Linked DNA regions of Mus musculus: all the other regions are linked to region 5. Evidence: chromatin loops called from intact Hi-C (ENCODE). Cell type or tissue: left cerebral cortex. All regions are shown on one strand. Each heading gives the region's core, and the rest is flanking DNA. Links, peaks and the distances in the headings are about the cores only. Region 1 has its middle 32 kb from the start of Gm36367. Region 2 holds the start of Gm39438 (a long non-coding RNA gene). Region 3 has its middle 47 kb from the start of Gm36367. Region 4 overlaps Gm4657 (a long non-coding RNA gene). Region 5 overlaps Gm39436 (predicted gene, 39436). Region 6 overlaps Gm36686 (a long non-coding RNA gene). Region 7 has its middle 9.7 kb from the start of Gm36485.

The links. Peaks named below come from ENCODE experiments on the same cell type or tissue, not always from the same donor. Only the 100,000 strongest peaks of a DNase experiment are listed, where the experiment ranks them.
Region 1: a loop joins it to region 5, with 10 times the contacts of the local background. A loop is called at or near these places in 4 of 42 quality-filtered maps.
Region 2: a loop joins it to region 5, with 2.3 times the contacts of the local background. A loop is called at or near these places in 4 of 42 quality-filtered maps.
Region 3: it touches region 5 in a loop (8-fold over the local background); 6 of 42 quality-filtered maps call a loop at or near these places.
Region 4: it touches region 5 in a loop (7-fold over the local background); 6 of 42 quality-filtered maps call a loop at or near these places.
Region 6: a loop joins it to region 5, with 5 times the contacts of the local background. A loop is called at or near these places in 5 of 42 quality-filtered maps.
Region 7: it touches region 5 in a loop (5-fold over the local background); 3 of 42 quality-filtered maps call a loop at or near these places.

Annotation. Positions count from the first base shown.
Region 1 is chr9:113,261,582-113,266,097 of GRCm38, forward strand. No RefSeq gene overlaps it. Among named protein-coding and RNA genes, the nearest start is that of Gm36367, 32 kb to the right of the region's middle. In left cerebral cortex, for the core only: no CTCF peak of the experiment used is centred there; DNase peaks (open chromatin) are centred at 290, 2,237 and 3,400; H3K27ac peaks cover 3,701 bases.
Region 2 is chr9:113,440,109-113,444,624 of GRCm38, forward strand. Gm39438 (a long non-coding RNA gene) reads left to right here and starts at 3,654. Exons shown (of 3, transcript XR_871308.2): 1 at 3,654-4,113. In left cerebral cortex, for the core only: a CTCF peak has its summit at 2,156 (motif pointing left); DNase peaks (open chromatin) are centred at 1,012, 2,122 and 3,595; H3K4me3 peaks cover 342 bases; H3K27ac peaks cover 3,630 bases.
Region 3 is chr9:113,246,010-113,250,525 of GRCm38, forward strand. No RefSeq gene overlaps it. Among named protein-coding and RNA genes, the nearest start is that of Gm36367, 47 kb to the right of the region's middle. In left cerebral cortex, for the core only: no CTCF peak of the experiment used is centred there; DNase peaks (open chromatin) are centred at 2,114, 3,020, 3,585 and 4,143; H3K27ac peaks cover 3,572 bases.
Region 4 is chr9:113,174,664-113,179,179 of GRCm38, forward strand. It overlaps Gm4657 (a long non-coding RNA gene), which reads right to left. Exons shown (of 3, transcript XR_871299.1): 3 at 1-588. Among named protein-coding and RNA genes, the nearest start is that of Gm4657, 23 kb to the right of the region's middle. In left cerebral cortex, for the core only: a CTCF peak has its summit at 2,541; DNase peaks (open chromatin) are centred at 2,609 and 2,896; H3K27ac peaks cover 3,615 bases.
Region 5 is chr9:113,339,990-113,344,505 of GRCm38, forward strand. The region is part of intron 4 of Gm39436 (predicted gene, 39436); the gene reads right to left. Among named protein-coding and RNA genes, the nearest start is that of Gm39436, 17 kb to the right of the region's middle. In left cerebral cortex, for the core only: a CTCF peak has its summit at 2,229; DNase peaks (open chromatin) are centred at 1,059, 2,349 and 3,181; H3K27ac peaks cover 3,819 bases.
Region 6 is chr9:113,627,061-113,631,576 of GRCm38, forward strand. Gm36686 (a long non-coding RNA gene) reads left to right here. Exons shown (of 3, transcript XR_379911.3): 2 at 270-396; 3 at 1,339-1,701. Among named protein-coding and RNA genes, the nearest start is that of Gm36686, 2.8 kb to the left of the region's middle. In left cerebral cortex, for the core only: CTCF peaks have their summits at 1,932 (motif pointing left) and 2,793 (motif pointing left); DNase peaks (open chromatin) are centred at 1,447, 1,939, 2,394 and 2,763; H3K27ac peaks cover 3,656 bases.
Region 7 is chr9:113,417,834-113,422,349 of GRCm38, forward strand. No RefSeq gene overlaps it. Among named protein-coding and RNA genes, the nearest start is that of Gm36485, 9.7 kb to the left of the region's middle. In left cerebral cortex, for the core only: CTCF peaks have their summits at 2,159 (motif pointing right) and 4,031 (motif pointing left); DNase peaks (open chromatin) are centred at 3,452 and 3,953; H3K27ac peaks cover 646 bases.

The sequences.
Region 1 (4,516 bases), core at 139-4,138, 79 kb before region 5:
AGTCACACACACACACACACACACACACACACACACACACACACACACTCCCCATATCTCTCTGGCTAGCTTCTCTAGTTTCATAGACAGGGCAGAGATAACAGGAAATTGTCTGTTACTCAACCCATGTGCTGATGATACTGCTCCAGGGAGGCGACTCAACACCAGAGCAATTGTGTAGGAGAAAAAAACACCAAGCCATCACGATGTCCAACAGGGAGCTGTGGCCACCGTTCCTGTGCACAACCCTTGGTCCTTCCAAACTTGGCATGTGGCATATGGGAGTCCACATTCATGTATAGAGGAGAGCATCTCTGTTCTGCAGACGTGAGGCTATAGGCTTCTGGCATTCTCTACCCCTGTTATTGCTGTCATTTCTACCTTCCTGCCCTCTAGAACCGTAACACAAAGCTAGCCTATTTAAAACAAACCCGCCACAATCTGCTCCAGAGAGATTTGCTCTGAATTTGCCCCAGACTGAAAACTGCACACGGCCAAGGTTTAAAAGCTTATGTTGGGAGAAATTGAACATTATCTCCGACTAATGTTTTCTTACCATACTTAAATTTCCAGAGGCGTTTACAAAAATTAAACATCACTGACAGCCGAGTCCTTTATTTATGAAGCCAGAAATAGGCATCAATCCTGCAATCACGTTATTATTTTTCTTATTGCTCTTGTCAGTGTATATTTCACTGTCACTGGATGGGATGAGTTTAGGGTGGTGTGGGAATAGAGTGTTTATTGACGTGTGCTTTCTTGATATTAAAAACAAACCATGGGCTTCTGTCTTAAGGTCTTGGAAAAATTAGTTATGCACATGAGAGATTAAAATTTAGCTCTGATTTGCGTTTTTAAAACTAGTTCTTCAGAACTGGAGAAATAGCTCATTGGCATGTTCATAGCATATGTGGAGCTCTGAGTCCATCACTCAGCCTCATGTAAACTGGTTGTGGTGACATTTGTCTGTAGTCCCTGGATGCCAGAGGTGGAGGCAAAGGGATCAGACTTTAAAGGTCACACCTGGTTACATCATAAGTTTGATGACAGCTTGTAAAACATGAGACCACGTTTCGTTTTATACCATAACTATCAAAATAACAATGATGATATTGATGCTGATGATAATCCTAGGATTTTTTAATATAGCACAATAGTCACCACCAATTTTACTAACACCTAAAAATGTATTTAGCCATCTTGAAGTTGTATTAAGTGGCAGTTGGGCCACTGAGTACAGGGGAGGAAGGTAGAGTATTTAGGCATCTCTCTAAAGTTGGGTAAATGCACAAAGTGGCTCTATTAATAAGAAAAATAGCATTGAGGGCTGGAGAGACAGCTCACAAGTGTGAGGACATGAGTTTAGAGTTCAAACACAGAAACCGGACATAGCAGTGTAAGTACTTGTAACCTCACTGTTCCTCCAGGGATATGGGAGGCAGACAGGAGACACCCTGGAAGTTCGTGGAACAGCTAGGCTGGCATACACGATGCCAATAAGACCTGATCTCATGCCAACAACACCAGAGGTTGTCCTCTAACCCATATCCAAGGACTGTGGTACATACTCATCTGCACTGACACACATGAATACATACACACACACACACACACACACACACCACTCTTAAGAACACTGACCAAGGGCATTAGAGAAGAGAATGTTCACCCCTTCTGCACCCAGAGAAAGAGGAGTCTAGACAAGATGAGGGAATGAAAGACCATCACATGTCCTGCAGTTGCAGCTCGTCCAGTTGAGTCTCACAGGGAATCAGGGAGATTGGTTTTGGGCGTGAATGTCCCAAAAGGTCAGACACTGTGGACAGAGAGAGCCTAATCTTTTACAAAGTGCTGATAGGATCTGAGACACACATGTGTCCTTTCCTTCCTGCACATGTTTGCAGTTCAAGCTTCTGAGAAGTGAGGTCCAGAGAACGTTTGCAGTGGGCATGATGGATGAAAGAGGGGGTATCCACTGTCTTGGTAAAATAAGAGCATGGTCTTCAAAGCCATGTATACCCTTGATGTGACATCTAAGAAGAGTCCTTCCTCTTGGGTCCTGGCTTTCGTCCCTGGTGTCCTCTGGCTGTCAGGTCATCCATCTCTCTGCTAACTAGTCAAGACTTCCTGTTCATCACATCTCTCAAAAACAGACTCAAGCCTTCCCTAGTTTAAAAATATCTTCCCACCACCCACATTTCCTGCAGTTACTGCTCTCTCCTCCTCCTCCTCAGACCCAGACTTCCCAGACAATTATCCACCCTGCATTCTCCATATGTTCCCGCCCACACACCCCTCAGTTCACACCATGTCGTCTTCAAGCCCATCCATGGACGTGAAGAAGACACAGTGATCTCCGGGGGCCTCTCGGTTACATCCTTACCTTACTGGAATCTCAACACAGGTGAAGGTCATTTTCTTCCTCTGGGGTCCATCTTGGGCTCTCTGAACCCAGTGGTCTACCTGAGATGCAGTGAGTTTCCCTCTCACACTCCTTCTCCCACCAATCACTTCACAATCCTGACATCCTATAGAGGTCATCTTTCATGTGAGGAACCGTTCCCACTACCTTACCAAGCAAATATCTGCATATCTTATCATTCTGGCTCTCTCTCTCTCTCACTCTCTCGCTCTCTCGCTCTCTCGCTCTCTCGCTCTCTCGCTCTCTCTGTGCATGTGTGTGTGTGTGTGCGTGTGTGTGTGTGTGTGTGTGTGTGTGTGTGTGTGTGTGTGTGAGAATGCATGAGCATAGGTTGACCTAGCGGTTGTCAGGCAGGCTAAACTAGCTGGATGGTGAGCCTCATGGGGCCTCCTCTGGCTGCTCAGCACTGAGATCACAAGTGAGCACTACTATACCTGGCTCTTCGTATGAGTTCTGAGGAATTGAACTTAGGTCCTCAAGCACATTACTCACTGAGCCAGGTCCCTGGGCTGGCATCTGTTTCTTGGATCCACTTTCATCTTCATTCCTCTCACCCCCTCAGAACTTCAGTATGCGTCCCCCCACCCCCAGAAAGGAGAGATTTGCCTGAAATCACAATTAATCATGCTGACGGATAGTGACCAGAGGAAAGAGCCCAGTATGGCGGTATTTCCTCTCTACCTGATCCAGGAAAGTAAGACATTAATAATGTAAGTGTCATTCATCATCGCTGAAGGAAATATCAAACATGTGCGGCTCCTCTAAGCAATTTTGTTTCCATTGGCAGGATTGCAAAAACAGAAATAAGATCCCATGAGTGACCTCAGAAACCCCTTAGAACATAGTCTGTCTAATTTATAAAACAAGGAGCGTCTAACCCTTCCCATCTCATCCAAGTATCAGAGGGAGCTGGTGATGACTGAGGCTGTGGCTTCAACTGTCAGCAAGAGAGAACAACATCAGACAAGACAGACACACTCCCTAAAATCATCAGCCTACAGGACTGATGCACAGATGGCAGAGCCTGCTCTAGGAGATGAAGGGTACCTCACCTCACCTCACCTCATGAGAAGTTACTGATAGATTCTTATCAGCCCTATAAGAAAATGAAAGTGCTGTTGGAACTGTCCAGGGTGCTAGGAGCAGGACAGGGCCAGGGGAAGACATTTGCATGCTATTTGCCTATTGCTTTTCTATGAATGTTGTCAGAGATCGAGAAAAAGCGAGATCTGGTTTTCACATCACACTTCATGGCTGAGACAGTACTCTCTGGCTTGGCCTTCGCGACAGCTCACTGAGATATCCGTAGACAAACATATTCTCTGCTGATCGATGTGAGAGAAGTCAAGCTCACAGAGAGTTACAGAAATGACTCTTGTTCCAAGAAAAGACTTCATCATACACCCAACACCATTTGATGGATCCTAATTGTGCTGTGTGTCCTGTGATAGGAAAGATAGATGGAGATTGAAAAGGTAGCTTTGGGCCACTGAGGAGATGATGGATGCAGAGGAAAGACTTCTGCCCTCCCTCCACATACTAAGAAAGGAGATATTGGTAACTGAACATAATAACTTACTGAAAAGTCTAGAAGGACTCAAAGAGTAGATGCTGAAAGCCACATCTTGAAAACACAGTGGCTACAAGTCAACAAGGTAAAGCACTCGAGTAGCTGGGACGCTGTTGGTGCTTCCTCCACCCAAGACTCTTTCTCTGGGGCTCATGTTCATCATCCATCTCCATGGATATCAATTCTCATGACATAAAATTTCCCCTCCTTGGAACAATTGTTCCCAGCAGACAGGAGACACTTCAAATAGAATAGAAGGACAAGCCCATCATTTATAGAAGCATCTGGTCTCCTGTGGGTGGCAGGTGGAGGAGTTTAAATTCCCCTGCCTCAGAGTGGGGCATCTCTCTGGATGACTGTAGACTCCAGAGCTCCCTAAATGAACCACTGAAATAATACTCTCCATGGATCATGCCCCTTGGCTATCTGACTCTTCCTTCAGCTTCTCCTGACTCATCAGATGGGTCCTTGTCCCATCTCTGCATATAAGAATCTATCTCTGCAAAGGAGGAAGGGAATTCTGA
Region 2 (4,516 bases), core at 368-4,367, 100 kb after region 5:
ACATCCACAGTCTCCGTCTTCTAGGCGAACCCTCTCCAGTGCTACCTAGCTCCATCCTTTACAGGAACACTTCCATCACTATCCAAAGACAGCCGGCCAGACAGGGTGTTTCCTGCATACGAAATGATCCAGTGATTTAGCGCAGAGTGTTTTATGGTATTAATAAAATTGAGTGTTATGGGAAATGCCTTTTAAGCAGACCAGGTCTGAGGCCAAGGTTCTAGAAAGCTTTTAGTTAAAATGCAAATCCACTGAAGATTGTGAGCTGTGCCAGGGTTGGGGCCATATGCAGCTGAAGTCAGGAGTCTCAGCCTCATTCCCCTAGTTTACGTGTCTCCGTGGTGCATTTCGCCCACAGAGCTAGGCAAAGTCCAAAGGCATGGGCATAGAGGTTAGAGGCAGTTGGTGTGAGAAATTAAATAGAGCCAGTGCTTGCCAGGCATTGAACCCCATGCAAGAAAAACCCAAAGCATGTGAGGAAACTCGTGTGTGTGTATGTATGTGTTTATGTGTGTATTTGTGTATGTGTGTGTATTGTGGTGCATGTGTGTATATATGTATGTGTTCTGCATGTGTGTGTGCGTGCATCTATGTGCAGGTCAGAGGTTGACGACAGTTGTCTTCCTCAACTGTTCCCCATTTTGTTTTTGCACCGGGTCTCTTGCTGAATGTGGAGCTCATTGATTTGGTTAGTCTAGCTACCCAGCTCACCTGAGAGATCCATGTCCCTGCCTGGAATTCCAAGCAGACCACCATACTGGCTTTTTATGTGGACACTACAGGCCAGAATTCTGGTCCTCCTGTTTGTGAGACCAGTGCTCTATCTGCTTTATCTTCCCAGTCCCTGAAACTTTTTTTATAGTGAGTTTGAAACTCGAGACATCTGTGACTGCCTGGGTGACTTGAGTCACTCTCTCCTGTGCAGAGATGATGGTGCTTGCCTTGGACAGCAGCCAGAGAGCACAGCTGGGAGGAGGGAGGTGGATGCTGGGATATGTGTGGACAAGCTGCACACAGGTGAGATTGTTTGCTGCTCTTTTGAGGCAGGGTCTCCTGTATGTAAGGCTGTCTTTGAACTCACTATGTCACTAAGGATGGCTTTGAACTTCCGATCTTCCCACCTCCATCTCTCAAGTGCTGGCATTACAGGTATGCACCCCCACAGTGCTTGGGAAGGACCCCCAGGGGCATAATGCAAGCCACCTCCAGCACTCTCAGGGTTTTCTTTCCACACTAAGCTGTACTGTAACAATAGTGACCACAGCAGCAGCAAAAATCCACAGGCGCTCCCCTCACTGAGCACCTTAGAGTGTGCCCTTAATTAGAAGATGCTGTCTGGCTTAACAAAGTTCCTAAGAGTTAGAGATGAGGCTACAGAAGTTCAAGTCAGGAAATAGAAATCATAGCGACAGCTTTGACAGGCAAAATTCATCCTAATTTATCATTGTTATCATGATATAAAATCGTTAACAAGGTGCCTGAGGGAGCAGCTGGGGGAGGCAGCTCTCAGCCTGAAATGACCAACCTTCCTTATTTGTGGAGATGTGCTGAATTTCAGAACACCTGAATGTCGGTATTAGAAACTCAAAAAGTCCCAGGAAAACCAAGACTAGCCTAGTCACCCAGTGCATCCCTAAAATTATGGAAATACTAAAAAAAAAAAAAAAAAAAAAAAACAAAAAAAAAAAAAAAAAACGCTTGAATTAATAAATCTCAGAAGTGTAAAGATGAGGGGCTGAAGAGATGGCTCTGTGGTTAGAAGCACACGCGACTCTTCCAGGGGACCTGGGAACAGTTCCTAGCATGCATGTCAGAAAGCTCCCAAATGCTCATAACCTCAGCCCTAGGGGATCTGACTCCCTCTCTGACCTCCGCAGGCATCCTCGTGTGGCCTCTATTCTCACAGACAAACGCGCGTATACATAAATAAAACTTTCGTTTTAAGTCTGAAGAAGAACTCCTCAGAACAGGATCTAGATAATGAAGGCGGCAGCTGACTGGGTGGTGATACCTCCAAGTAAACTCGTCCCAGCGAGGTGGGCCGTGAGAGTGCTGCTGCAAAAATCCTAACCCGTGCGTGGACCCATCAGGCACTGAAGAGGGAGCTGCGGGTCGGAGCATCTGAAACGCCTTCTTATTGCGCCCCCTACTGGCAGGCGTCACAAGGAACCAGCTGACAGAATACATCAACCCCAGCATCTCTGGGCAGAAGAATGCAAGAACCGGAGCTTGGGGCTGGGGCACAATGCAGTTTAATAACTGGAATATGGGGAAAGAAATGTATGGAGGAAGATGTTATTTGTGATATAGGATTTATTCTGAGGACTTATTCAGAAATTATTTCTAAGGCTGGAGAAAGATAGCTTAGTCAGGATCTGAGTTAGGTCCAGAGAACCCACCTGAAAACACCTGAAAAGCCATACTTGAGACTGTCCTCTGATTCCCACATGCATGTGTACACACGTGCACGCAAACATATGCATGCACACCCATACATGCACAAAGGACAGTCTTCCTAGGCTCCTGAGTCTGGTCTATCTAGACATTCAAGAAGAAGGTAATTCCTGCAGAATGCTGTTCACTGACCTTGATCGTTCCCCTCGCTGGCTGGGATCCTCCCACCACAGACCCACCTAAGGCTCTGATGGCCACATTGGCTGCCTATGGCCCTTCGGTCATGTCTCCTGGCCTTCTCCTGGGAACCATGGCCCCTGCTTTGCAAACTTCTAGACAGCTGAACTGAAAGGAGCATTAGGCGGCTTTAAACATTGATATGGCTCATTATTCTTTCATGAGGTACTGCAAATCTAACCTCACAAGGCCAGAGGCACGCACACGGGGGCCCAGGGGGGGTCATCACAGCACTCTGCCCTAACCTCGGAGATTTTATCCTGTAAAAGGATACAGAAAGGGCTCTGCAAACATCTCACACCACTACAAGTACTCAGACCATAGTCATGGTGATGAGTGAGGGGCTCACCGTGTCCCCCTCACCCAACACCCCACTATCCTCATCTTTGCCACTGAGTCAGCCATAGGAGAAGAGATTAAGATCCATAGCTAGGATTCCAGTCTCTGTCTCATACCCTGTGACAGAGAGTCTCTCTCCAGGGCTTTTGTGCTATATTTTCCCAAGTAGGATATGGTTTGGCCATATTTTCTCCTCCTCTTGGCCCTATCTTTCCAATCTTCCCTCTTCCTGTCTTTTCTTCTTACCTCTATTCATCCCTGACAGTCCATCTTCTGGGCTCAGCCTCTCCCAGTCTGTTAAGTTTCCTCTCTTTTCATTTTTGCTACAGCTCTGCCTATTCACATGTACGGTGTGTGCACACGTGTGTATCCCGATGACCTCCTGTCTTCTCTGGCTTCCGGATCCCCCTTGGTCACCACCTCCAGCTCTAATCTCACAGGGTTGACAAAAAATAACAAGCTTATCCCTAGGGAGAGGTAAGATTCTGGTTTTGTCTCCTTTTTGGTATTGCTTATTCTAAAAAGAGGCAGCCAAGCAAGACAAGGGTGGGTTCAACTCGGGACACAGATAATGAGTCCCAACTGCATGCTAAACGATGAGCCATAGATGCCCGGTTCAGTCTGGAGCATTTGTTTAGGATGCCAAACCATGTGCTCATCTCTAGGGCCTCGGAGAAAACTGGATAGGGTCAATCCTAAACCCAGGAGTGCCACACAGCCTGTGTCTGGCGAGAAGGAAGAGCTCTGAGAGATGCAGGATGAAGGCCATCCGACCCCGCTGTCGTGGAGGCAGTGCTGTGACTGGTGTGTGGGTGTGGACCAAAGCACCCCGTCTGAAGGTGCACTGAGGGTAACCATGTGGTGATGGACAGCAGATTGCTGTGAACCGGAGCACACAGGCTGGAAGGAGCTGCTGAAGCATCTGCACGGATACAGGCAGTGAAGGGATGGAGCTGTAGGGTTGAGAGCCTGTGAATCGCATGGAGATGGGAGGGCAGGCTGTGGGAGATGCTACCACAGCTCACCCCTTCCTGCCCACTGCTCGCAGAAAGTTTCCAATGCGTGTCTGCTGCTCCTGCCTGAAGGAGCCCTCTGACCACTGACACAGGCTTGGCCTTCTATACAGAAAGACCATGGTGGCAGGTAATTAGCACCCCAGGGAACACACTCAGCCAATGACTAATCAGAGAGTTTTGTTTTGTTTTGTCTCCTGGTTTGTAACCCTCCGGGTACCATTGCATAAGCCCATCTACATCTCTGCCCTTCAGGAATGAGCTCCTACTACCCATGGGGTAGGCTCCTCGACCCAAATGCCCTGTGCTGGCTGGATGCTCTTCTCAGCTCATGTACTAACTCTATCTGGTACTTCTCTCTTACCACAGGTAAACATGCATCTAATCCTATGTCTGCTACTGTAGCCACAAGAAAGCACATAAAACCTTAAATGGTAGCATGTAGTCAGGTTCATGATTTAGGACACGCCCACTACAGGAGTTGGTCATATTTGAGGCAGAGTACGGGACAAATATTGAAGCCAATTCAGGAC
Region 3 (4,516 bases), core at 185-4,184, 94 kb before region 5:
AGAGTTGACAGTTCCTAGTAATAGACTTCAACAAGTCAAGAGTACACATTACTAGTCTCTAGAGGAAACAGAGAAATTATATGTAATGTATATGAAAAAGAAAGAATCAAATCAATTATTACAACATAAGGAGAAAGTTACATACAGTTTTCTCTCTGTATGTGTATACATGTGCAAATGTGTGTGTGTGCAAGTGTATATGTGTGTGCAAATGTATATGCATGTGAAAATGCATGTGTGTGCATGTATGTGTGTATGTGTGTGCATGTGTGCATATGTGTGTTCCTGTGTGTGCATGTGTGTATGTGTGTGTGCGCATGTGTATGTCTGTGCATGTGTGCATATGTGTGTGCATATGTGTGTGTGTTTGTATGTGCATGTGTGTGCATGTGTGTGTGTACATGTGTGTGCATCTATTTGTGCATGTGCATGTGTGCGCATGTATGTGCGCATATGTGTGTGCATGTGTGCATATGTGTGTGCATGTGTGTGTGCATCTGTATGTGCATATGTGTGTGCATGTGGAGGGGCACTGCATATGTGCATTCACACACACAGGAAAGGATTCTGGTGAGGTTTCTGTTGATCTCAGTTTTTCCTCTGATAACAATATCAGTAGACAAGTGTGTGATACCCCTAAAGCCCTGAGATAAAGGAGGTGTGATGCAGTAATTACACATTCTGCCAAGTCGTTTTTTAAAGATGACTTGAACTAGGAATGATTCTGAAATATGCAAGGACTCAGGAAGTCCCACATCTACTAGCCCTTGAAGAAAATCGTTATTAGGGTTATATTATATAATATTATATTATATAGTATATGTGTGTGTGATAAATCAAAATGAAGAAATGAAATTGAAATTCCAAGCTGAAATACTGATGATAGGTTTAAAAATGGAAACTGACAAGTACAGAAATCAATATTATAAAACCGCTTTGAAACATCAGATAACTAAAAACGTTAGAAATATTGGGGGCTGCAGAGCATGCATTTGATTTTGTTTTTACCTTTTATTGTACAGATTTCCAAAACTACATCCCAAAGTCAGATTACACAGCTGAAACATCATTTGAAATGTATATAAAAAAGAATCTTTTGACACTAATGTATTTCATTGGGTATACCTAACATCACACGAGATAGACAATTGAAATGAATTTACATTGAATTTTTCAAAGCAATTCTTTAAAACCTATATCTAGATACATCATTAGGTACCTACTAGTAAATAATGGAGAGCTGTTAGCATTGGAGAGAGGGTTTGAAAGGTGTTAATCAAAGCCTATTGTTGCCTCTGGTTTTTGTTGTATTTCTAGAAAATAAAATTTGGCTCAATTTGTATCTCTGGTTGATAAATGTTTTCTGAAAAGCAAGTAACATTTAAAAAATAATAATAAAAGTTGACCTGGTTGTATTGGCCCACATCATTAATTCCCTGCACTCTTGAGGCAGAGACAAGCAGATCTGTGAGTTTGAGGCCAGCTGGATTTGCATAGGTCCAGCCAGGGCTACATAGTCAGATCCTCTTTAAATAATAATTTAAAGAGACATTTTATGAAAGAGACTAAAACAAGCAAAAGCTGTTTGCGTAAGGAAGGCTAACATAAGGCAGCGTGCTTGTCAACAGGAGAAAACCAAGCCACAAGAGAACACAGGAGAGAGGCAGGCACCCAGAGCTCACCATGGAACAGAAATAAAGCTACGGAAGGGAAAGGTGTGCTCTAGTGTTTTCCAAGCACAAAAAAATTGAAACAACCTATAAATACCAATTTGCTAAAGATGGCAAGGTGATCTGTCCTCTAGAGGAAGAGGGACAAAAGTGACTCTAGTACATGGGCCTGACACCCTTCAGGTAAGTAGCCAGGAGGCAAAATACACTGCATTTGCACTTAGAGTGAGTTCTAACATTGGAATCAGGAGCAGGACATTCGAGAGACAGGATGTGGCACAGTAAAAAAAAATCTGTGAATAGGAAGCTGCCATATCATTTCTCTTCCAAAACCATCCGCCTTGGCTTTTGTCTCAGACCCCTTGAATAGTTTGTGCTGCTCTGTGGGGGTTTCAGTCACGTGGTTGCCTCAAATCCACGTGACAAACAGCACTTTGGTCCACCGTCTGTGGGAGTGCAAACTGAGGGCTCTGCAGAACTATATGGCAGTTTCTAAGGAAGTTGAAATACACCCACACTTACATCCCAGAAATTCCATTCCAGCCCATGTCCCCAAGAGACCTGAGTATGCCTAAGTTCACAGAATCTTGTATAAGCGTACTCATGGTAGCTTTATTCATAATTACCAAAGACTAAGGAACAAAATCAAGTTTCACCAACCAGGGAACACCATACCTATTCGCTGGAATGCTACTTAACCATTTAAAGGGGTGAGCCATGAAGCCATGGTGTAGCATGGAGAGCCCTCACAAGTATCCTTTGAGCAAAAGGAGCCAGACCCTAAAGAAAAGCGCACAGTATTTAATTTCGTGTATATGAAATTCTGGAGTAGCCCAGTGAGTCTATAGATATAAATGTCACAACAGAGCTCATCTTGGAGATCACTCTTGACAGGAAAGGAACATGAAAGAATTGTAGTACTGTTTTCAGGTACTCAGGTACGACTATGTGCAAAAGTGAGATTTATAACTGAACACTGAATTCTATTTGATTAAGTTATATACCATGAACACAGTGCTGGACCCCTTCTGTCAAAGGAGCACACTGCCTGCTTCCCTCTGCACTTCTGGAGCTGCCTGGGTACCTGCTCTATCCTGCACTTAGGATTCTGTATCCCTGGGTGAGACCGGAGAGCTGTGTGGATTCAATCCATAGAAAGAACAGGGCAGCCGACCTCATTTCATTCCTTGGGTGGAGTGGAATCTATACTGTTCCTTAAAACAGCGCAAATGTAAACGAGGTGTAAACTGCCTTCACATCTCATTTATGGAACAGATGAGCCGTGAAATGCATTTCACAGGCACAAGTGCTGCAGGGGTATGCTTAGCAAGCGAGCACAGTCTCACAGTGCGGAGTTGAACATTTGTTCCTCTTCCCTCGGGATCCAGGATTATTTCTGCGTATGACGGCTGGCCGGGTGGGGGGGGAGGGGGGCAGGGTATGAGTGTGGGAGGAAGAAGGGAGCTACTTCTCCAGTCCTTAGGATTTCTTCCTTTTACCGTGTGATCAACTCCTACACATCTGTCAGAGTCCAACATAGCTGTCACCTCCCTGTATAGCACTCTTGTTCCCTGATCCTGTTCCTCTCTACACAGACACAGCATGTGGCTTTTTTCCTGTCTTGATTTATCATGGTGGTTCTGTAGGCTCCCTGTAGCCCAATGTTTGATTTCAGTAGTTGCTCAATTAATCTCGTGTCCAGTATGTACATGTGTATATCTGTGTGGTGTATGTACACATGTGTGTGCAGTATACACACCCATGTATATTCGTGTAGAAGCTAGAGAAGAATATCAAGTGTCTTCCTGTAACCGATGTTATTTTTTGAGACAAGGTCTTTCACAGAACTGGATGCTTGCTGTTTGAGCTAGTCTGGTTGGCCACTGAGCTCCTGGAATCTTCCTGTCATTGCCCCACAGCACTTGGGTTACAGACACGTGTGGCTCTCCTAGGCTTTCACATGGGTGCTAAGAACATAATCTTAGATCCTCCTGTTTTCACAGCAAGTACATCAAGCCATCATCTCTCCAGCTCCTTAGATTATGGCATGTAGGGATGCCTCCCTCCATAGAGGCTAACTCTTCTGTAAACAGTTCCCCAAACACAAAATCATCACATACTTGAGTCAGAGAACATGGATGCATCAAGCTAGTCCTGACCTGTAACTTTGATCCCTACTGGCTAGTTATCATAGTACTGGAAGGTTGTTGTGCATGCTGAAAAAGGAGGGAAACCGTCATCAATCTTACCCAGTTGTGAATTCTACAAGCTGGTATAGCCATTGATCTAGAAAGGCGTGCCCACTGGTGCAATAATGGCATAAACGCTGTGGACTGACCAACCATTCTCTGGTTGGATTTATGTCCTGTTCAGGAAGATGAAATTCATGCCTGGCACCATTGTCATGCCAAGAACCTGTGGTGAGATTGGTCATGGCCCCAGAGAAGAACTTACTACTGCTCTTATGTTAAATAGAGATAGTAAGCAACTGACTCCTGATGGCTCATCATCATATCCATAGATCAGTGCATTTCTCGATGCTTCTCAGATATGCTTCTATTTAGAGTAAACCCAGAAACCCACAACTGCTCAACAGGCAAAGAATAGAAGGCTGTGGAATGTTTAGCTCTAAATGGGACATCTCTATCCACCCACAAGGCTCAGGGATCATTTTAAACAGGGGGTTGGAACTCTGAAAGATACAGAAAGAGTGGATGGATAAAAAGAAATGATGTCTTCCATCTACAGCAGAGCAGTTGCTCATATGAACCATAGCAACAGTGATGGCATGTATAAGCCCTGTGAAAACTCAGGCCAATATGGAGAGGGAAAGTAGACATGAAGTC
Region 4 (4,516 bases), core at 172-4,171, 170 kb before region 5:
CATGTTTTCAGCTGATCTTCTTGGTGTAAATGTTCTCTCTCTGGGACATCCTAATCCTTTCTTCTGATGGTCTTCTCCCATGTTCTGTGAACTTTTCTCCTTGGGTTTCTCTTGAGGGAAGCCTGGAGCACGCTCTGAGCTTTGGGAGGCCTCCTTTGAGCACAGGAGTTGAGTGCTTCAGCTATGGCTTGGTGGGTCCATTGTACTTATTACCTAGTCAATAGCTCAGGCCCCCACTGCGCACAAGGGAGTCCACTCAGCCATGGTCTTCCTGGTAAACCTGGTTCCACCATAGGCCAGAGCAATCAGCCAACTCTAAGGAAGGGCAGGGTAGGGACAGCACTTCACATTATGCTTTGTAAGTCCATCATCACAGGAAATCAAGGCAGGGACCCAAAGGCAAGATCTGAAGCAGAGACCATGAAAGAATGCTGCCTACCAGCTTGCTGTGCAGCCAATTTTCTGCCAGAATTTCACAATCTGTCTTCTGACAAATCAGTTTGAAATCATTTAAAGTCTCAATCTCTACCAGGTATGGTGATTCATGCCGATAATCCTTATCTAAAGAAGCTGGGGTAAGAGGATCACCTGTAATTCAAGATGAGATAGATACACATAGTGAGTTCTGTCTCAGCTAGGACTACAGAGTGAGCTACTGTTTAAAATAACAATTAAACAAACTAAGATACAAATGCATACATAAATGAAAGAATACATAAGTGAAGACTTCCTTTCACTCCCTGGCATTTATAACATAGATGTTTAAACAGAGGCACACTCACAGCTTTGAGAGATACACTGAATGGGCCAGGATTGTTTAAAAGTATATGTTTGTGGCTCCCCCCCCCCCCCCGAAGAGAGTCCAGAGCTTTCATCAACTCATAAGGGAATCTAAGCCTCAAGGAAGCTTGAAAGCAATTGCTTTAAATCATCTTGAATGTCTCCTAAATTAAAGCCAGCCCTTGGTGAAACACCAGGAGCTACAAATTTAGGTCTTGAGACATTGCGTCTGTTGCTTTCCTGGTGTCTGTCAGAGCTGGGGGGGGGGGGGGGGAGGGGTCCAATCAGGTGAATCATATGCTGGGCTCCAAGGGTTCTTTACAGTGATACAGTGACTATTTGGGGGCTTGGTGGAGTTGGAGAGAGGCTATTGAAGAGATGAGTGTGGTACCTGAGCCAGCCTGAGCCAAGCCTAAGCCTGTCTGTTCTCTGCACACAATTTTCACCCCAAAACACAGAAACATAAAATAAACCAACTACACATAAGGTAGGACAGAAAGAATGACAAGAGATTTGGAAGGGTGGAGCTACCCTCTGATGATACAGGGGTTAGTTCACCAGGAAAATACAATCATTTAAAATGCTATGAACATGCCGAAGATCAAAGCCCATGGGGCTGAGGAAATGGTTCAGTCAGGAAAGCGCTTGCGGCACAAGCATCAAGACTAAGTGTGGATCTCCGACACACATAAGAAGTCAGGTGTGCTTTCTCTAGCTCCTTCATTGGGTACTCTGTGCTTCCAGCCCCCTAGGAGGAACAACAATATGAACTAATCAGTAACCCCAGAGCTCCCTGGGACTAAACCATCAACCAAAGAAAACACACGGAGAGACTCATGGCTCTAGCTGCGTATGTAGCAGAGGATGACCTAGTTGTTCATCAATGGGAGGAGAGGCCCTTGGTCCTGTGAAGGTTCTATGCCCCAGTATAGGGGAATGCCTGGACCAAGAAGTGGGAGTGGGTGGGTTAGGGAGCAGGAGGAGGGGGGAGAGGATAGGGGATTTTCGGAGGGGAAACTAGGAAAGGGATAACATTTGAAATGTAAATAAAAATATCTAATTATTATTATAATAAAAAATGTCAGGTGTGTTCTTGCAATCACAGTGCTGCCAAGGAAGAGACAGGAGGATTTCTGGGACTCTGTTGCCACCAGCTCTCCCCTAATCAGTGAGCTACAGGTTCACAAAGAGATCCTGTGTCCAAGAGAAAGAACCAGACAGACAACTCTAGAGAAACAGCACCTGCCATTGACCCCTGACTTCCACATACAAACTCACATGTATACACACACACACACACACACACACACAAACTCGCAAACATACGATTAATGCTCTCCAGAAAACAAAAACCAAACTTCATGATTTTTGTTTGTCTGATTGTTTGTTAAATCAAACACTGGTAGAAATAGATATGTAAGAACACTTGAGCCAATCAATCCTCAAAAAAAGAGAATTTTTTATAACAATTTATGACAGATAAGTGTCATCTATGAGTGTGTTTTTACAAATTGTACCCAGTCAGGTCTCACAAACTAAAGGACCAGGAAGCAAAGGCTTCGAAAGCCAGGGAAAGGGGAGGCCACCAGACTGAGCCGCAAACCCACGCTCATCTGGCCCCCAAGTCAACACTCTTTCCAGGGGAGCTTGCTAGCAAGAAATAAGAAAGATAGTACAGAATCAAAATCTTTTTTAAAATCTACATAATTCATTTGGTTGAGTATATTTCTCTTCTCCCCAGTGGCAGCTTCTTGCTATTTTCCCCCACCTGTTAATTACTCGGGGCTGGTATGGGGGCGGACTTGGCTTCCTGAGGCAGCCCAGGCAGGTTGTCACGCTGTCAAGGATCCCTTCATTAGCAAGCTGTCAATATGCTGCCAACAGCCACCATTTGGTTTGTTCAGGGAGCAGAGCTGTGGTGTGGAGTCTTGGCTCCATCAATTAGAGGAATTAAAAAAAAAAAAAAAAGAAAAGAAAAAAAGGCAAGAGGCAGATGTCTTCCAGTCTGTTCTCCGCAACAGACTTGGGATATGGCGTGGGCTTTCACTGGGAGGAGGGCGGTGGGGGTGGGTTAAGGGAAGTGTCAAGGAGGAGGAAGCTAACAAAAGTATGGCGAGCAAGACGGAGGCGTTGAAAGATATAGACTCCTCGTGCCACGGGGTTCTGAGTAATGCTAGCTTTGGCCATGTCCTTGCTACAGTGGACAGCTCAAAAATCAAGCTTTTAAAATGGTTAGGAAGCCACCAGTTGGATTTTAAAAGTGAAAGGTGCCATTTGCCTACAACCTTTTCAAAGTTACCCTAATGAAGCAGAGAAGACCTGCCAGTCCCTGGCAGCCCTTTTACAAGCCTGCACTCTTTCTGTTAATTGGCACCGTCAACCCCTGAGCCTCCAGGCCCCTAGACTTCCCAGTCACGGCGTGCCTGCAGACATGTTGCTTTTCAGAGGGCCTCGTGTAAAAGAATGACAGAAGCCTAATTTTTGAGCAACTCTTTGCAAAGCTGGGGTAACAATAAAAACTTTATTCCTGGAGTCTCAGACCCTACTCTGCATCTCTTCCCACAATGCCTCGCAGCTGTGCCCACCTAAACTGTGCTCAGATTCTCTACAAGCAGGGAGACCTTGGGACCGGAAAGGGTTTGCAAAGCTTGCCTCAGAGCTGTCTTTGTTGTGGAAGGGAGTGTGCACAACTCAGATTTCAAGAACTGACAAAATATAGTCTGTTGTGGAGGTGCGTGCCTGTGATCCCAGTCCTTGAGTGGAGGAGGCAGCAATCGAAAGGTCAGGCTGGAGACATGGCTTAGACATTAAGAATACTGGCTGTTCTTCCAGAGAACCTAGCCTTGTTTCCCACCCATAGGGTAGCTCACAACCACCTGCAGCTCCACTCCCAGGGGATCCAAGGCTCTCTTTTGTCTTCCATGGTTATCAAGTGTGCACATAGACACACATGCAGATAAAACATGCATATACATTAGGAAATTTAAAAGAGTTTAAGGTCATCCCCAGCTACATAGTAAGCTCAAGGACAGCCTGGGCTACGCGAGCCTTTTCCAGGGTGCGCGTCTTCACAGGAAGTACCTCTTTCTTTTGCTTTTTCCTTCCTTCCTTGCTTCCTTCCTTCCTTCCTCTCTCTTTCTTTCTTTCTTCATTTCTTCCTTGTCTTGTCTTTCTTCCTTTACTTCCTTCTATTTTCTTTCTTTCTTCTTCTTCTTCTTCTTCTTCTTTTTTTTTTTTTTTGGTTTTTCGAGACAGGGTTTCTCTGTGTAGCCCTGGCTGTCCTGGAACTCACTTTGTAGACCAGGCTGGCCTCGAACTCAGAAATCCGACTGCCTCTGCCTCCTGAGTGCTGGGATTAAAGGCATGCGCCACCACGCCCGGCTTCTTTTCTTTTCTTTTCTTTTCTTTTCTTTTCTTTTCTTTATGTGAAACATTCATAAAACTGGAATGTTCGGAAGTCATAGAAAAGAAAAATTAATGGTCGATGCTGCAAACAAAGAAATGGAAACAAACAAACAAACAAAGCCCAGAAGGAGAAACACATCTGCTATAACCATTGAGTGAGGACATCTTGCACAGGTAACTAACTGCAGAAAAAGAACGGCAGGGCTGCACGCCCTTGTCACAGGCTGTATATCAGTGTGTGGTTTTACCCACAATTCACAGAACAGAAGGAATTGATTTAATGGAGCAGAACTGGAAACATGAACACACTCATATCCAAATCCCAACCTTA
Region 5 (4,516 bases), core at 344-4,343:
TCAACTTCATCTGTGGCTATGTCTAGGGGTCATGATCCTGGTTGCTAATTAATATAGGAGGGCCCAGCCCACCATGGGCAGCACCATTCCTAGGCAGGTGGTTCTGGGCTCCACAAGAAAGCCAGTGGGCTGAAGTAAGTAAGCAACCTTCCTCCATGGTCTCTGCTTATGCTTCTTGCTCTGTCTCTGGTTTTCAGTGCCTGTCAGGATCCTCCATCTACCAGCTGCTCTACTGAGCAACTTCCTCCGATCAAGGAGCTCTCAGTGTGTGAGTCATCAGGAGCATCATCCCACCTTCAACGTGTTTTGTTTCAGTGCACTTCCTTACTGCTCGTCCAGCAGCATCTGAACAACATGACTGCTAGAGATAATGTATAAAGGCATTGTAGAAAGCACCAGCAACACCCTCATTTGTTCATTTATATTTTTTATACCTAGTTTATTTGTGTGTATGGACCACGCGAGCATGTGTGTGCTCTCTCATGTGTGTGGGTGTGCAAGTTCCACAGTGCATGGAAAAGTCAGAGGACAGCTAACGAGTAGTCAGTCAGTTCTCTCCTTCCAACCACATAAGTCCAATGGGTCGTCAAGCTTGGCTGCAGTTGCTTTGACCCACAGAGCCGTTTCACCAACCTTCATTTGGCTAACAAATAATTCATGAGCACCTTGTACATGCTAGATACTGTTCCAGCCACTGGAGATAATGCTGACCAAGAAAAGTCCCCTGTCTCAGGAAGCTGACCCTGCCTTCAGAGAAACCAGTCATAGGCATAGGATGTCAGAAGATGACGACCATTGTGAAAAAAAAAATCAAGCAGGCTAAGAGAAGCAGTGCAGAGAGGATGGGACCCAGGGATGGTGCTTTATTTCAAATCCTCAAAGATAATCTCTCTCCGAGGAGGTGACATTTGAATAGAAACAAAATGGAATGCCAGACAAGCACTCTCGTCTGGGGAAGAAAACAGTGTGGGCAGGGAGAATGGAAGGTGGGAGGGAATCAGTGAGTCAGAGAGTCAGGAGGAGGCCAAGTGTGGACAGAGAGCCTCCCTTTGCTGCCCTTGGAGGCGGAGAATGGGCAGACCCAAAGCACTAAAGTGTTCAGTGAGGAGTCTTCAGAGAATTTGGAAACAGCCACGTGGTGGCACCCCCGAGGATTTTGAAGAGTTGCATGGACAGCTCCAGGCAAGGAGGCTGCTGAAGAAACAAGCCAGTAAGGAAGCAACTGAAGTAATCATGACAGCGAGCAGTGAGAGGAGAAGGAGCCACACTCTGGGAATCGCTTTGGAAGTGGGCACACCAGCTGAGAGGTGAACAGGAAGTCACGCTTGGCTCTACCACTTTGACCCAAGAAACAGAGTATAGTGAGAAAGTTGTGGCCAGGGTGAATCAGGCAGACAGAAAAGAACGTCCATTCTGATTGGGGACACAAGCTTGACAGAGCCGGCCTTTGGGTAGAGACTGGTGCTGACTTTTTTATTTGTTTTGTTTTGTTTTTTCGAGACAGGGTTCCTCTTTCAAGTTTGGTCCTCCTAAGAAAAGTTGACACAAGGCAGCACATTCAAAAATCATCACACATGTGACTTGTCATCAAAGCCATGAGCACCTCCATGATCAAACTTCTGGATTTTTCTAAGTAGCTACATTTGATGCACTGGTTGATAGGATCAGAATATAGAATAATCGAAACCTCTATCTCAAGAGCCCATATTGCCAAACCAGAAAGGCTTCCAAACCTACACAAAATCATTTTACTAGTTCTACTCATGGAATCAGACAAATATGAAGTATGTGTGAGCATGAAGAGGTAAAGGTGACCGAGGGAGGGGATTTAGACCAAAACCACCTAGAGGTGTACAGTAGGGTATACCCAGTGGCAACTCATACACACAGAGAGGCATATGGAAGGATAGGTGCAAGATGACTATGGATAGATGGATAGACAGGCAGACAGACAGACATGGGCAGGCAGACTTGCAATGGGCATGGATACTTGATTTGCCACAAGGAATATGTCCATTTCAAGATTCTGCCCCCCGTTGTCCTCATTTAACTCAGTACTTTCAAATTTATCTTCCTGTGTCTATTCCTTGCTTGTCCCAACCCAAAATTCCATTTTTAAGCTCACTCTTGTCAACCAGACTTGCAAGAGCAGTATTTTATGCGCTAACTTGTGATCTGTTATTACTTTCAAAGATGACACTGGGTTTCTCACCTGGTGTGCTCCAGAATGACAGAAAAGAGGCCTCTAGTGGGGAAACGAGATTTTCATAGTTTAAACCCTAAAAATAACAGTCCTATAACACTGAATCTCATTACCAAGCAGCAAGTGCTGTCAATGCTCTTCATCGCTGGTGTTCACGAGACACATCCCAGAGCCCACGTACTGACACCTACCCACTAAACACACACACACACACACACACACACACACAGAGAGAGAGAGAGAGAGAGAGAGACTCCCAAGCTATGCTGTTACCTCTGGTAAACCCAAGGAGTGTGCGCCAGATCAAGACTCCCGTCCTGTTGTGTTATTACAATTCACTGCCTAGGAAATGAGTCTGTGGCTGCAAGCCCTTCAGTTCCCTGTATGGCAGATTTGGGCAGAACTGGTGGGTGTAAATGAATGCAGCTGCACGGCTGGACTGTGAGGAGGAGGAGGGAGAGGCAGACCCAGGGTAAATTAGAGGAAGAGAAAACGAGAGCAAGAGGCATGGCCCAACTCCCTCCAGCTTCCTTGGTCACTGTTCTCCCATGGTCAGCCCTAAACAGATAATGACAACGTTTCCACATGTGCAGCTAAATCGTTATTCTCTGGAGAAGCCTAAAAGTTCAACCGGCAGGCTGGTAAACATTCCTGAATCTTTAGCCGGCAGTGGAAGGGATGTAAAAATCAGCATTTTATCCATCACTGGACTGACCTCCCTTGGCCTCAGGCGGGAGATATTTACAAGAAGATAATGAAAACATATGAGCAAGGAGGACCAGCTGTGCCAGTACACGCATGCTTAGGTCCTGCTCCGCTGTGCTAGTAAAGGCTCTTGAAGGTCTCATGGGAGAAACAATACCTAAGGAATCTTTGGGGGACATTCCATAGGAAAAACATCACTATACACACCACACTGGAGCAGGCACTTTTACTCCCTAACTCCCCCACCCCTTCCTGAGGGCTTTCTAGAAAACCAAAGCTCCTTATTCTGAAAATCCCTGAATTAGTAGAATACACATTAGCAGAGAGCACATGGTTGGTAGGTGGGAGGTAGGTAGATACATAGATACCTACATGTATGCATACACATACACACATACATAAATTCATGGGCAGATTGGTTATTCAGTTATCCAGATCCAATAACACTTGATAACCTATGTTCTAAAGCAGTGCCAACATCCATGGGGCACTATGGCATTTGCAAATGACTTCTCAGCCCTCCCCCACAGAATGCCCTCAACAGGCTCTGGAGAAGCAAGATGGGTGCTTTCCACTTCACAGTCAAGAAGCAAATGGCCAGAGTTAAGGCATCAGGGGTTGCATTGGACACTCTCACACTGCTGCAACCACAACACCTGACAGAAACAAGTTGAGGGAGTGTGCTAGCTTGACCTATGCATCTACACCATGGCCCAGAGTGAAAGGAAATCAGAAAGGGACTCCAGAAAGAACCTGAAGCAGGAACTGAAGCAAAAGCCATGGAAGAACACTGCTCAGTGGCTTGCTTGCTTCATGGCTTGCCCAACTTGCTTTTTTTATACAACCCAGGACCACCTGCCTAGGAATGGTACCGCCCACAGTGGGCTGAGCCCTCTCACATCAATCACTGATCAAGGAAATACTCCACAGATTTGCCCACAGGCCAATCTAATGGATACATTCCTCAACAGAGTTTCTCTGTTCCCAGATAACTCTAGTTTATGTCAAGTTGACCAAAACATACATACAAACAAAAACAACAAAAACAAAAACAAAAAACAAAAAACCTAAGCAGCACAGGGGGAATATTTTTGGGCTCATGGTCCCAAAGGGATTTCTATCCATCCCAGAAAGGAAGACATAGCAGAAAACTTCATTCGAGGCCACCAGAGAGTGTGGCAAAGGTTCCTCACAACACCATAGATCAAAAAGCATAGGGTCTAAAGGGCCCAGGGGCAGAGCTATGATCCTCAAAGGCCCACGGGTAGTGACCTGCTTCCATTAGCTATGTCCCACCTCCTGGTGGTTCTGCAATCTCCCAAAAGAGCATCACCTGCTGGGGACATTCAGATTGAAAACTTAACAAGAGCTGAAGTCAGTGTGTAAGGCACAGCAGGACAGTCGTTGCTGGTCCCAAGACTGCTGTCCACCTGAAAACACTATGGTAGCTTGCCTTTCTTTGTGGGAAGAAGTGGAGAGGGAGGAAGCAGACAGACCTGACCATTATGAGTATGAATTTGTTAATCCCTCCAAAGGTCTTCTTGTCTTTAAACTCAGTTGTTCCTGCAGAGGCCATGGGCATGCATAGAGGCAGAGAACAGGAGATGC
Region 6 (4,516 bases), core at 364-4,363, 290 kb after region 5:
AAATGTAAGATTCTAGAGCCCAATTATATGCAAGCTTCAGGCGCCTGATGTCGGACCTCTAATTCACTCTGTAGGTCAGCAGAGACCAGAGGAGAGGGCCACAGACTGTGCCAGCCTTGGCCGCATGAGGACAAATGGTGCCCAATTTGCATGGGATTCTCATCTCATTGGCTATCATGTGGGCCTCAGTTCTCTAGCCACATGCCAGAAAGCATGGTAACACATCTCACTTGCTAATTCTCCATTTCCTTCTATCTGCAAAACTTAAGCAATATACCCTAACAAAGGAGCCAAACCCCAGAACCTGAGGAACAGGAGCAGCCCACAGCAAACTGTGACTGGGTCGTTTGAACAGCACCTTCCTGAGAGAGCGTCTGAGCTTTTCTGTGGCAGAAGGTATATGTCCTCAGGCCGGGGGGGGGGGGGGGACTTAAAAAACAACGTTTAACTAGTTCAGTTTATTTTTCTCTCTCAGAGTACAAAGCAAGTTACTATAATAAAACAGAAACTTTCTTCTTAAAGTCTCTAAGTACTTGTCATGTATTAAGCCTTCCTTTGGGGAAGGACAAGAGAGATCAACTATGTCCTTGGAGTCCCCAAGTTAGTCTTCTTCGGCTGGTAATTTGCAAAATCCTCTTGGGACTTAAAATAGCATCAGAATTCTTTTTCTTTTTCTTTTTCTTTTTTTCTTTTCCTTTTTTGATGTCGGTTTTGTTTATTTGTTTTGTATTTTTGAAGACAGGATTTCTCCGGATAGCCTTGGCTTTTACTGAATTCAACCTGTAGACCACGCTGGCCTCAAACTCAGAGATTTGCCAGCTTCTGCCTCCTGAGTGCTGGGATCAGAGCTGTGCATCACCACCTCCCATCTCAGACGTTTTTTTAAAAGGTCAGGAGAGGCTGGGGTTGTAGCCCAGTTGGTAGAGTGCATACCTAGCATGCATAGACGTTCCAACCCTGGTCCATAGAAACGGGCTATGATGGCCATGCCTGTAACCCCAACACTGAGGAGGCAGAGGGACAAGGGACTTAGAAATTCAAGGTTACCTTCAGCTATACAGCATGTTGAGGTCAGCCTGGGCTACTCGAAACCTTTCTCAATAAAACAAAATAACGTTGAAAATTTAAAAGGTAGAAGGAAAATAAGAGGAAGGAAAAGGAAAGAGTTTAAGAGAGAAGGAAGAGAAAGGAAGGGAGGGAGGGAAACAGGGAGGGAAGAAGGAGGGAGGGAGGGAGGGAGGGAGGGAGGGAGGGAGGGAGGGAGGGAGGGAGGGAGGGAGGGGAGAGAGAGCAGCACTGATTAGATTTGTGCTTCATATGAGTCCCCTGTGTCTTCAGTCCTCAGCACAGAGCCTGGCTCGTGTCTGCTTGTCTTGGCTTTGCTAAAATGAGCACAGTGGATCTCTGAGAGCCTCCAACAAGACACAGCGAAGACATGTTCTCACACCCATCCTACAATCCACAACCCTACTGCCGTTAAGCCTGCAGACGTCTACAGCAATGGCAATCTCACCAAGCCTCAATTTCCGTTAAAGACAGATAGTCACTTGAAAAAATCAGTGTCTAAACTTGAATGCTGAAATCTCTAAAACCAGTGTCTCCACCTATCTGTCATGACCCCAGGTTATTTCAGACAGCACTGCCTTCAAATAGGCTGAAATTCATTCTGGTTTTTGGTTTGTTTGTTTTTTTTAAGTGGGTTCCCAAATAAATTTTCAAACTCTTATCTCCACAGACCAAATAGGCCTGCTTAAACCAAGCACCATATGATAAAGAGACAGGATTTGGGGCTGGAAAGATAACTTAGCAATTCAGAGCACTGACTACTCTTCTAGAGGATCCGAGTTTGATTCCTAACACCCATGTGATAGCCCACATCCATCTATAACTCCAGTTCCAGGGGAATCTGAGGCCCTCTTCTGGCCTCCAAGGGAACTGCACACACAGAGTGCACAGGCACTTACCAGCAGAAGGCCCACATACATAAAATAAAAATAAGTCTTTTAAAATAGAGAGACCAGGTTTAACAAGATGACCCCACAATTCAGGGGGGTAATGGAGCCTTCCTTTGCCTTTTGTTCCAAGCCAAATTCCTCCAGTCCACAGATGGTCTCTAGCCTCTCTAACATGGCTGTCACTGGGTGCCCAAGGGAAATGAAGAACGGAGAGAACCAAAGAAAACCTGAATACTCTTTCCCAGTCTGGTCAGCCAACTATGTGGATGTGGACGGACTATACACCAACAACTCTCGCTCCAGTCTTTCAGGCCAAAGGCAGCAAAAGTCAGCATCTAAGAGCTGTGCAGGTGCATGCCAAGGGCCCACGGTGCATGGTGAGAAAGGATGTTCCCATTCGTGCAGCCTGCCTGTGACTGACGAGTGCTGCAAACTGTCCGGCTGTTGCCTCCCCTGACCTCCGGGAGCAGAACCAAGCGGACGGGGGTGAGGATGGGGGACTTTTTACCCACACCTCATTCTCTGCAGCTTCACCATTTCCAGCTGCTGACGCCCCATCCCTGTGGGGGACAGCATGTGCTTAACATAGCTAGAGGCCAAAAAAGCAAAAAGAAAAGAAGAAGCAATGACAAATGCCCAACTCTCTCATTCCACAAGACAGCCTTCTGGACTTGCCCGTCCCCGTTGCTTTCACGTCACCCCAGCAATCTCCTTTCATGGCTCAGCTGCCCCCCTCCCCAGCCCATGTGGCTTTATCATTTTGTCTTACCCCCTAGACCAACTGCCTAGCAAACTTTTTTCCGACATCCTTCTGCTGCCATCTAGTGTGCACACACTGTCACAACGACTGAGTCCCGGAGCTTCTAAGGTACCCGTTGCCCTGGAAATAAATGCAAGGGGTGGGTTTGTCTCTGTCCATCCTTGCAGGGAAATGTCTATTTCTGGGGACACGCTAGCGTGGTGCATTTTGCTGTGTCCCTGATGCCCCCTCCCCATATAGCCTGCAGCCCTTCCTTTCAGAAGGGCCCCTCTGTAGCAGTTCCTGGATTTTCGGGTACATTCTGATCACAAGAAGATCTTGTTAAAATGCATATTCTATAGCATATTCTCTATAGTAGGATTCTTGCCTGCCCTAGGTGAGGGACAAGGTTTGATTCCCCAACACAAGAGAGAAAGGAAGGTAGGAAGGCAGAGAGAGAGAGGGGGGGAGGAAGGAAGGAAGGAAGGAAGGAAGGAAGGAAGGAAGGAAGGACTAAAAAAATAAAAAAAATAAATAAACCAATTCAGGCAGTGGTCCATGCTTACCCCATCCCACATGAAAACAGAGACAGGCAGATCCCTGAACTCGGTGAGCATCCACCCTAGCCTGCTTGGCAAGTTCTCAGCCAGCAAGAAACCATGTCTCAAAATTGCAAGGTGAATGGAACCTGAGGCACAACAGCTGAGGTCGTCCTGTGACCTCCACATGCACACACACACATACACCCTCAGAGATACGTGCACACACACACACACACACACACACACACACACACACACACACACACACACACACAAATAATAGATTAATTAAAATGCAGATTCTGATGCAGCAGTCAGGGTTGCCAGGCTCTGCGTCTATAATAAACAAACTGAGAGCCACTTTGAACAAAGAGCTAAAGATGGCCGCTGAGGACACAGGAACCTTAGCTCAGACTCTCAACAGCACAGGGGTCTGCATTCTCCATGGGACAAACACAGCGTAGCCTGCTGGACCCAGCAAGCCCTAACACCAGCAGTTTAAGAACAGTTTGAGCTTGGAGGTTGACATCTGACTGCTTCTTGCTGTGCAGCCTTGAGGGGGACACTGACCCTGTCAGAACCTCTTTTTGCCTCAGTAAAATGTAGGAAACCGTATGACCCAGTAGAAAGGATGCGCAGGACAGCCCTGTGTAGCACGGAGCCTTCACCTTTGAGCCAAAGGAAAGCACTAAAGCCCTTATTGCTCTGCTCTTGACTGTGGATTCAGTCTATAAGACGGTGGATATTAAAAGAGAGGGGTGCTTCTGAGCCCAAAGAGCAGACTCCTTCGCAAAACAGGTCAGGAAGTGGAGAGAAGCGGGGACAGGGGCGGGGGCATTCTGCCCCTCTGCTTTCGACTGCATGTTGACTGCTAGTCAGCCAGCCTGGGAGACGTTTGCTCCCTCGGGTGGCACCTCTTCCGGGACAGGTGGGTAATGGTCAATCCTACCCAGTTCCCAAGGTGATGTCCCATTTGCTGGCAGTGTAAGGAACTGGAAGGATAGAAATTATTTCAAATCCATTCTGTTTTGACTACTGTTATTAAAGTGCCCATCTCAACAGTATAAATAGTGTCTGAAGTCTTAGAGTCACCCATGATCCTCTGGGCTCCAAAGGGTTTGGGTAGCCCCATCGCTCTGGCTCTGCCATCAGCAGCATGTGAAGGCTATCACCCAGGCTCCACACCTGCCACTGTCCTTCGTGGTCTTCCCACCAGTCTTGCATCTCCAGTATGCTGGGGTCTCCATGGAAACAGCTTCACCCACAGCCTCATGGCCCCT
Region 7 (4,516 bases), core at 396-4,395, 78 kb after region 5:
CGTGGGTGTCGTGGTTATGTGTTCCAGGACAGGTACAGCCTGGCCAGGAGCTGGTTCCAATGCCCGCCGTTCTCAATTATGAGATTGACTGGGGTTTTTGAACCTGCTTCAACCTTATCAGTTCGTCTGTCTGGTGGCTCAGTCCACTTGTCCCACAGGCTGGTGAAGGGGCCACTGCTGCTATCAAAAGGCATCAGCTGCCACAGGGAACAGGCTAGGAATGTCCCTGTCCTGAGGAGTTAAGGAGGAGGAGGAGGGGGCAGCTGCCAAGGCAAACAGTCTGTGATGGGCTGGCAGCAAGAGGGCTCAATGCTAGGACGCATGCCAACAGGTAGTTAGGCTCAGATGTGGCTGGGAAACCAAGGATTCCAACTCCCTGGTCAGTCACTGCTCATCCAGGGTCTAGAACCTTCAGTGATGTCAAGGTCCCAGCTGCTAGAGGTGGAGCCCAAGGTGATGAGGTCTTTTCTTCCTGTCCTGTCTCCTTCTTCACAGACTCTCTCCCTCATCAGCAATGTCAGCTGGGCCCCTCTGCTTTTGTGTGGACCTCTGACCAAAGCTGAGCAGACCAGAGATTCCAGCAGGCAACATGGAATTAGCATCAGCCTCCATCTATTTACCCTGTCTACCCACCTGCTCACTCCCTCTGCCTCTCCCCTCCCCTTCTAACTCTCAGAAGGAGTTGTGCCCTGTGCAACCCTTACTAGCACACCCAGAGCTTTCTAGAGATGAGGGCCAAGCTGGAGAGTGGACAAGCCCAGTGGGCACAACTCCTTATGAAAATGCAGCAATCACGCAGGGGATGACTCCTGGGGAAGGCAGTTGACAGCCATTAGCCATAAATCCCACAGTTAGGACTAGTTGTGATCTTTAGAACCCTGGGGCACAGACCATCATGAAGCAGACAATTCTAAAAGTCCTGGAAGATGGTGGAGGCCACACTCTACATCTACGTCCATCTGCAAACTGGGTCAGTGACCTAAGTTGACGCCTTCCAATTGTGATCTGTGGAGCAGTCCCTTCCTTTCCACTCTGCCATCAGCTCCTGAAGGCTGTGAGACATGGGGAACCCAGAATAAAACCAAAAATGAATGAAGGAATGGATGAATGAATGAATGAATGTTTTCTTGCCGTTGTCTTATCTTGAAGGTCAAGGTCAGCATTGTAAACATGCTACCAGAAGAAAAAATTATTTCAAATGTTTGAGATCACTTTTGATGTCTTAATTTACCACCAAAATCATATGAAGCCAGCGGTCCCCTTCATGTCATCACGACAGGGCGGCGTGTATACAGGAGATGAGGATGAGAAACTGGAGGAGGGAGGGCGAGAGAGAGGAAGGGAGGGAGGGAAGGAAAGAGAGAGGGAAAGAGGGAGGGAGGGAGGGAGGGAGGGAGGGAGGGAGGGAGGGAGGGAGGAGGGAAGGAGGGAGGGGAGGGAAGAAGGGAAGGACAGAGGGAGGGAGGGAAGGAGGGAGGGAAGGAAGGAGGGCAGAAACTCCTGACTTAATGGTTGCCCTGTTCTTATAGCTTGATGTGCACTATAGGTTAATCCTTCCAACATCTCCAGGAGGTTGCTGCAGTCTCCAGGTGGGTTGTGCAGAGAATGCAGGCACCGCCTGGAAGGAACCCGCTGTTTACTTAGCCCCCTATTGTCTGTCTCCTCATCTATGTACCCAGGATGACACCCGTGAGCCTTAAATTAGTTGATATATGCAAAGCTCTTAGAAGGCCTTCTCTCATAAAGTGGGCAGTGGAGAAATGTTGGCTGTAATTATTATGACCCATCACATAATTTAATTAGATAAATAAATAAGGTAGGCTTGGGGATAGAGCTCAGCGGGTGGAGGGCTCTCCTAGCATGCAGGAAGCTCTGGGTTTGCTCTCTAACAGTACATAAACTAAATGAGATGGTTGGTGCATACCTGTAATCCCAGCCCTGGGGGAGGGGTGGAGAGGGGAAGATGAGGGTCCACTGGCATTCTTGGTTATAGTTACATAGTGAATCAGAGTACAGGCTGTGATAGTTGAGATGCTGTCTCAAAACAAAAGGTAAAATGAAGAAGGAAAAAGGAGGGAAGGAGGGAGGGAGGGAGGACAGGACAGGAAAGTTAAAAGGGAAAGTTAAAGCAGAGAAGGAAGGAGTTCCTCCCCTGCCCAGCAGGTGGCGGAGTCAGAGTCAGTCCACTGTGCTCTGTCACCTTCATGGTTCTTGTTCTCCCAGTTCCATCCTGTATCTTAGCAACCAGGAGACTCAAACTGACCCAAAGGAAAAAGTAGAATATGGAATGTGGATACAGCTACCTAGGCCTTTCATATGTATGGACCAGACTCACTTTTCTCTAGGAAATCAGTCTAATGTCAGAGATAATGGGAGGGCTGGAGAGATGGCTCAATGGTTTAAAAGGCATGCTGCTTTCATAGAGGACCCAAGTTTAGTTCCCAGCACCCACATCAGGTAGCTTACAGTCGTCTGTAACTCCAGCTCCTGGGGATCCAACACCTCTGACCTCCAAGGGGTCCTGGACTCATGTGCATAGACAGACACATGCATATAATCAAAAATAATAAAAACAAATCTTAAAATAATAAGATTAATAATAGAATTAAAGGTTTAAAAAAACCTCATAGGAATTAGCTGACTTTCACACACGATGTGACAGATTCAAGAGAAGCTGTGAAACCCAGGGAAGGAGCTCACAGGGGCTTCAGACAAGATGGCGCACTCCAGGGGCCAAATACCCTCGCATTTGAAAGAACATGGCCATCAGCAAACTGTGAGGACAGGATGCTGCTGCCAAGGAGAGTGCTTCAATAGAGACAGACCCCACATTTGCTGGAAGCAGTCTGTTACCAAGACAAATGGAAGACAGAAAGATTTCCAACTGTAAACGACCTTGTACTGGTGAGTTCTCCAGAGGTAAAGCTAGGAAGCCCTGCCTTACCCTAGGGTCTACGTAAGTCTGCATCTCGAAGCTCCTCCTAGTGGGAAAAGTATATTTATTAAAAAAAAACAAACAAAAAAAAAAAACCTCATTTTGTTCCAATATGGACTAAAAAAACACACAAACAAAAAAAGAAAGAAAGAAAAGAGAAAGAAGAAAAAAAGGAGGGAGGGGGGAGGGGAGGAGAGGAGAGGAGAGGAGAGGAGAGGAGGAGGAGAGGAACCAAATAACCCATGCAACCAAAGGACTAAACAGCTAACAGCAAAGAGAAAATGAGAACAATGGCCAGAAAATAAATTAATTGTTCACAAAGAGCAGGGGAACTCTTTAACACCATCAATGTGCACACAAAAGTGTTAAAAAGCATTTTCCTTTTTTAATCTTCGGTGTAAGGAACGGAAGACACTGTTTCCTGAGCTGGATTTAGCAAGCATTAGCATAGGACAGGACATCAGAAGCACAACCCAGCAGACAAAAAGTAAGTAGGTGTGGAGAGGGGGCATCAACATTGAAGACTTGTGTGGATCAAATAAGAAAAAGCAGAAAAGGCAGCCTCCAGAAGGTAAGAACGCGCTTTTGAAATATCCGACAATGAGTAAATATCCAAAAATATTCAAGTGACTCCTACAGCTCAACAACAAAACTCCATACAGGGCTGGAGGGATGGCTCGCTCATTCATAGGACTCAGGTTCAGTCCCCAGCACCTACATGGTGACCCACAATCACCTGTAATTCTAATACGTATTGATGAAAAGGACCTACAATGCCATGAGGAAAACTCACATGACAGACAGCATCAAGGTACAGCTTAGATATTCAGAAACAGTCAGTGCGCTGAGCAGCTAGGCAAAGGGTCCAGTTTACCTTAAAGTTAAAAAATAAATACAAAAATACAAAAAGCTCCATGCTTGAAACAGTACCCCTTAAATAGTGGCTCATCAAGTCTAAAGATACTGGGGCTAGAGAGTTGCCCTAGTGGTTAAGAACACTTGAAACTCTTAACAGAGGACCTTGGTTCACATGGTGACTAACAGTCACCTATAACTCCAATTCCAGGGGTTCTGATGCCCTCTGGTGGTCATTGTAGGCTCCTGCATATACTTGGTTCCCATAAACTCACACATATACACATAAATTTTAAAAATATATTCTTTTTAAAATGGTGCCAATGGAAAATGCTAATAAAATGCTCACAGAAACTATGAGCTTAGATCTTGACCTACAATCTTATCTTTGCTCAGAGAAAGGAGCAACATTTTACAAATGCAAGAGCCCAGGGGGTAAATTCTCGAGCCTTCCTTTCAGTGATAGAGATACAGGTCAAACTTGAACGAGCCAAGTGATGAGGAGAAAAGGATGTTACCACTGAAAAGGACCAGCGGGGCTATGATGTTCATCTCCACGGGCAACTCGATTGGATGGAGAGACGCTTAGAGAACAAGTAGAGCAAATGTCACAAAACCAGGAGGGGGATCCCAGAGGGGACTGCCATGTCAGGCTGCAACTGAGAGGAAGACATTCCCTGAGGGTGACAGTGCCACCCACAGCTGGAATAGAAGCAGAAGTGGGTG